Regions from separate parts of the Homo sapiens genome. Here region 1 is linked to region 2. Evidence: chromatin contacts called from ENCODE Hi-C or POLR2A ChIA-PET data. All regions are on one chromosome and are shown on one strand. Each heading gives the region's core, a stretch centred on a gene start or an enhancer-like site at or near the end of the contact. The rest is flanking DNA. Distances are from core to core; before and after follow the strand shown.

Region 1 (2,700 bases), core at 76-2,575, 8.1 Mb before region 2:
ATAGGACAGTATACGAACAGAAATGTACCAAAATTAATGCAGTCACCATGTAAATCCCTGAATAACCAGACTTCACAGTCTTAATATTTTTAATCGAGTTACCCGGATTCTCTATGTGTACTTATTTGTAAAGCCCAACAACCTAGCCTTCCCTCCCCACACACAATTATTTAACTGCTTTAAAACTTTCGCTGCATTGTCTCTATGTAAAACAAAACACTCAGATTCATTCTTTTGAAAATTCAGTTGTGACAAAATTGTTTCGAAAGGATTACATTCTGGGAAATAAATAAAAACACTTTGAGAAACTGTTCCTGATTCAGACCGCACCCCCTTAGACCAGCCAAGTTACGGCTCCCCTAGGGTCATCTTGAGTAAGTGTTTGCTTTCCTCGCTCTGCTAAAAAGACGGATCTCTTGGGAATCTCTCAAGGAGTAGGACGGTCGTCACCACAGGCTCTGAGCTGAAGAGGTTAATAGGTACCGTGTATTTTCTAGAAGAAGGGCAGGAAAATGCCCTTCACTTCACGTAGGCCACGGTCATGACCACAAAATGAAGGGAAGCCGAGACTTCAAGCTACGCCAGTCGGAAGGCCACAGTGGTGGCGAGGAGGCCTCAGGGGGGCAAAATTGGGAAAGGGAGAGAGGTGAAAGGGGACAAGAGGAAATTCAGGAGCCCGACTAAGACCGTCGTGTTGGGGGAAAGATCACTCCGCTATGAAGAGGAAAGGCTACTGCTAGCAATGACGAGTCGTCAAAAGTGGAGAGGAAAACTACCGGCTTACAAGAAGAGCCAGGACCGGCGGACGAGACGATGGCGGACCCCAGTAAAATAGAGCCGTTGTCCTTCAGGAAATGGGGGAGGGTGAGCGAAGAGGCCGCGGCGCGCGGGGGCGAAGGCGGCCGGGGAGGGCCGCGGAGGGCCCAGGGCCCCAGGAGCCGTGGGGTGGGGGCAGCGAGCGCGAGCGGGGCGGCTGGGGAGCCCCGCACCAAAGCCAACGCCCAGACGGCCTTGAGGATGCAGACTCGGAGCCGGGGGCGTGAGGCCTGCGGGGAGGCGCCCGCCGGGCCGGGGAGGGGCAGGGGGTGCGGCCGTCCCCCTGCAGGTCGCTCCCCGTGACGCCATCTTGGATCGGTCCAGCTCCCGCAAACCGGCTGCGAAGCGACGAAGCTCACCTCGCCTGAGCCCCCGGCCGACCCCACTCACCTGGGGACGGGCGGCGGCGGGCGCGAGGCTGCGGGTGCGAGGCGGCGGCGTACCGAGCTCCCTCAGCGCTTTGCTCCCAGCCCCGCTCCACTCTGCGATAGCGGCTAGGCGACAGCTCCACCGGAAACGGCCTGGCCGCAGCCAATCAGCGTTCGGCTACTGACGTCAATGCGCCTCGCTCTGGCCAGAACCGTCGCCTTAGCAACCTTAAGGGCGCAACAGCCCCAGTTCCTCCCCCCTGGTCGCTCTTGGAAGGACCCTCACTCTGCGGTCGTTCGTCTTCCGCCATTCTTTCCATCTTACTCGTCCCTTATCCACAGCAGTTTCCTCACGCCCGCCACTTCTCCTTTCCGCAGTCTCCCTAGCCCGGTTCTCTCCTCCTTCCTGCTCACCTGCCCCTCCTTACCTGTCCCTCTCTGGGTGTCTTGGGTCGCCTTTGTTCCTCCGCCTGCTCTTCGCTCTCTCTCCGCGCAGCTATCGTGCGCTTCCCTCTCGTCCCTCCGCTCCTCTGTCCACCCCACTCTCCCTCCGGCCTCCCTTGACGCCTCTGCCTTTTCTCCCTCCTTTCCACCCCCTCCCTGGCCGACCCACGTGGGGCGTCTCAGATGACAGGTGGGCGACTCCTCCCCGCAGCCCCTGCAAGGGAGGGCCCCGGGCCGGGGCGGGGAGAGTCCTGTCGCTGCCAGCCCCCGGAGGAGGTGGCGGCCCCCGCGGATCTGCAGCAGCTGCGCTGCGGGGCCGAGCGCGGGCGGATGGCCGGGATGCGCTCTCCGGGCCGCGCATCCTGTGCCCGGCCAGCGCCGCCCGGGCCCCGGGCTCAGGTCAGTCATCCGGTCCAGGAAACCTGAGCCCTGCCGAGTCTCCGCTGGGGCCGCTCTCCCCCGCCGGGGGTGCTGTCGTCTGTGCAGGCAACACCGTCCCTGTGGAAACCAGGCACGGGAAAGGACTTTGTCAGGGTCCAAGAGGAGGCCTGAGTCCTTCTAGAACCTGAAGTGCCCCCCCATCACTCCTGACCTCACAGAGGGAGAAGTGCAGAGCGTGCAGATTGTCAAAAATGCCCTGTGACCCAACAAGAAATCGCAGCTGTCCAGACAAGCTGCACTAATGGGGAAAATTCGGAGGAAAAGCGACTTTACTCTTTCAGCCATTTTTTTTTTCCATCAGAGTATCTGTCTAAGGAGGAAGAAAAGGGAGACGGTACAATTTTAGACACATCAAGTCTGTAACTCAATAAAGAAGGCCCATCAAGGAAACATGTCCAAGTGTCTGGCTAGGGGCTGCTTTAGTAGCATTGTATATATTTCTAGGGCCGTGTGCTTAAAATTCATAATGGATTCAACACAATACAAAAAAGCAAAATACACACATATGCAAGTGTCCAGGAGCTGTTGTAGTAACATTGTATATACTTCAAGGGCTGTATGTTTAAAGTAAATCATGAACTCAACACAATACAAAAAAGTAGCTCAATAGTGTTTATATTGATTCCAGATT
Region 2 (2,700 bases), core at 37-2,536:
TTTATGGTTTCCTATAGGTTGTGTTCACCTTTTGGCTCTCGTGAATAATGCTGCTATAAACACGGGGGCACAAATACCTGTTCACATCCCTGCTTTTCATTCTTTGGGAAATGGAGAGGTGGAGTGGGAGAGTCAGTCACATGCTGCCACACCATGAACCTGGAAGGCACGATGCCAAGTGAAATAAGCCAGTCACAAAAGAGAAAGTCTGCAGAGTTCCACTCAGAGGAAATACTTAAGAGTAGTGAAATTGATAGTAGGACAGCGGTTGCCACGGACCAGTGGGAGGGGGATTGGGGAGTTACCGTTTAATAGGCACAGAGTTTCCCTTTTGCAAGATGAAAAACGGTGGGAAATGGGACGTGGCAATGGATGCAAAACAATATCAATGTTCTTAACGCCACTGAACTCACTTAGAAATTGTGAAAATGGTACATTTTGTTACGTATATTTTACCACAGATTAAAACGACTCCACGCTAAGCCTTGTAGCCCTCATGTTTCTCGGGGAGAAACTCTGGGAGAGAGGATAAGCCTTTTGCACAGCGCTTTCCAGAGAATGTGTACAAGAGGCATGGTCAGGAGGAGAAGGTGGGCCGGGCAGGCGAGATGACCCGAAAAGGCAGATCCACTTCGTTAACAAGGTCCACTTTCCTCAGGGATCTCCCGCTAGGTGTGAGCATTCTTTTGTCACAGGAAAGCCTTGAGATTCTCCTTTCCTTTCACAACGCCCTCCCAGTCAAAGACGTCCCTAAGGTTGGGAGCTCCCTGCCTACCCACTCCTTTCTCTTCTGAGCCATATGCCGCATCCCTCAGAACCCCATTCCCTAAGATTCTGCGGTCTTCCATGTTAGGTCCCGGCAACTGCCACACTAACCGTCAGCTGCTCGGACCCCACCCGCCGAACGCCAGAACATGTGGGCGCGGGGGCGGGGGGGGTCGTCCTCAAGCGCCCCGGAAGTCACCACCCCCCGTCGCCAGCGGAGGCGCCCGGGCGGGGCGCGCGGCTGCGATTGGCGGGAAGATGGGACGATGCGTTACGTGCGGAGATGCGTCCCCCTCCCCGGCGCTCCTGCGCGCGGTTAGCTTGGGGAGGGGCGGAGCGTGCGGCCCTGGGCGGCCGTTACCGGGAACAGTGTCTGGCCTCGGGTCCCGTGACCCTCGGCGGAGCTGGCGGGAGGGGGCGGAAGTGGCAAGAGGGCGTGAGGAGGGAAGGAGAGGGAGGAGAGAGAGGAGAGAGAAGGGCGGAGTAGGAGGCAGGGGAAGGGGGCGGGGCGGAAGAGTCACGTGATCCGGCATGGAGGCGGTGGCGGCGACCGGGAGGAGCCGCCGGGGCAGAAGCCGCACTTGTTAGTGTGGGGGGAGGTGGGGGCGGGGGACGCCGACACCGTCACCGTCACCCAGGGACGCCGAGGAGAAGGCGGGAGGGGGGTGGGGGCGAGATCAGGCTCCGACCCCCCGCCGAGGGGATGAGGGGAGCATGGGTGCCAAGGAGTCACGGATCGGATTCCTCAGCTACGAGGAGGCGCTGAGGAGAGGTGAGGGGGGAGGGGTCTGGGCGAGCTGCCTGGGAGGCCCGCGACGGGCAGCCTGGAGGGTGGGTAACCGGGAGGGAGAGGGGAGATTGAGGGCGTGGGGCGCCTGAGGCGGAAGGGAAAGGCGGCCGGCCTTGGGGAGTGTGGTGGAGGAGAGAGGTCGGGTGGGAAGCAGCGTTTGGGAATTAGGGCCGTTTGGAAAGGGGCTTGTCCTGAGAGAGGGGGATCGGCGCTGGCAGGGCAGTGCCCGTGCTCGCTGGTGGCGTTGTGATCCTGGATGTGTCCAGGGAAGTCCTCTCCCCGTTTTCTTGGGCGGCTCCAGCCCATCCAGCCCCCCTCATCCTTCATTGCCATTTTCTCCTATCATTCCTTCATAAAAACCTCAAATAACATCCTAACCTCGTTCCTAACAGCCTTAGCTGGAAGGGGACGAGGAGGCGGCTGCAAAGCGCTCCTCTCTGCTACTGGAAGCCCCTTCGTATCTGGGGAGTCCCTGCCTTTTCCCAGAGCCTATGCCTGTCTCTTGAGGGCTGTGGCCATCCGCTTCTGCCACCCTTCACCGTTTGAGCGGCTGACTTTGATAAGAACGATCTGAAATGAAGTTGTGTTTGAGGTGAGATGAGACTGGACAGCTGGCGTTGGCACCAGACCTTGTCTTAGGTTTCATCTCCTCCGACGTTGACCAAAGCCTTTGACTGCACTTGATGCCCAGTTCTCGCTCCATCCCTCTCCATGAAATGGCATTGGGAAGTCCAGCATTCAGATATTGTGTTAAATCTCCCTTTAGAGACTGGCCTGGCTGCCAGTCCCGGCCTGCTGCTTATTGGCTCTGAGGCACAGTATATTGTTGGCAGCCCCAACCCCCTACCACTCACTCTGATACCGCTGTCCATGATCACTAAAGCACACACTAACTGGAAGTGTCTTGTTGCACAGTTTATGGCCGGAATGTCTTAATTTTTCATGACTGGGATTTCAGTGTGTGTAGATCTGTGTATGCTTGTATTTCTTTTAGACATTTAATGGATATTCTTGGTAAGAAGTGAAAAAACATTAAGAAGATTAGGAGCTAGGCATTATTGTTAACAGGTTTCCAAGTCAAGAAATCAGCCATGCTCCAGGTGGTTTTAGTAGCTAAGGATATAAAATGGTAATTAGATTAAAAG

Evidence for each region. Hi-C counts contacts between places; a loop is a spot of excess contacts on that map. ChIA-PET counts read pairs that join two places held with the same protein, here RNA polymerase II (POLR2A). Pooled maps may share reads with other maps.
Region 1: a loop to region 2 is called in a map of CD8-positive, alpha-beta T cell, with 33 times the contacts of the local background. The contact joins the promoter of PRKAR1A here to the promoter of USP32 in region 2. A Hi-C loop is called at or near these places in 1 of 168 maps with a recorded cell type or tissue (CD8-positive, alpha-beta T cell) and 5 of 50 pooled maps. POLR2A ChIA-PET finds 5 or more read pairs at or near these places in 2 of 52 experiments (GM12878 and activated T-cell).

The regions. Positions count from the first base shown.
Region 1 is chr17:68,511,055-68,513,754 of GRCh38, reverse strand. It overlaps PRKAR1A (protein kinase cAMP-dependent type I regulatory subunit alpha), which reads right to left and starts at 1,325. Exons shown (of 11, transcript NM_002734.5): 1 at 1,207-1,325. RefSeq lists silencers at 855-1,364, 1,785-2,144 and enhancers at 1,435-1,524, 1,278-1,851.
Region 2 is chr17:60,390,719-60,393,418 of GRCh38, reverse strand. USP32 (ubiquitin specific peptidase 32) reads left to right here and starts at 1,286. Exons shown (of 34, transcript NM_032582.4): 1 at 1,286-1,537. The coding sequence starts at 1,480. RefSeq lists silencers at 816-1,135, 1,246-1,465, 1,496-1,555 and an enhancer at 730-1,571.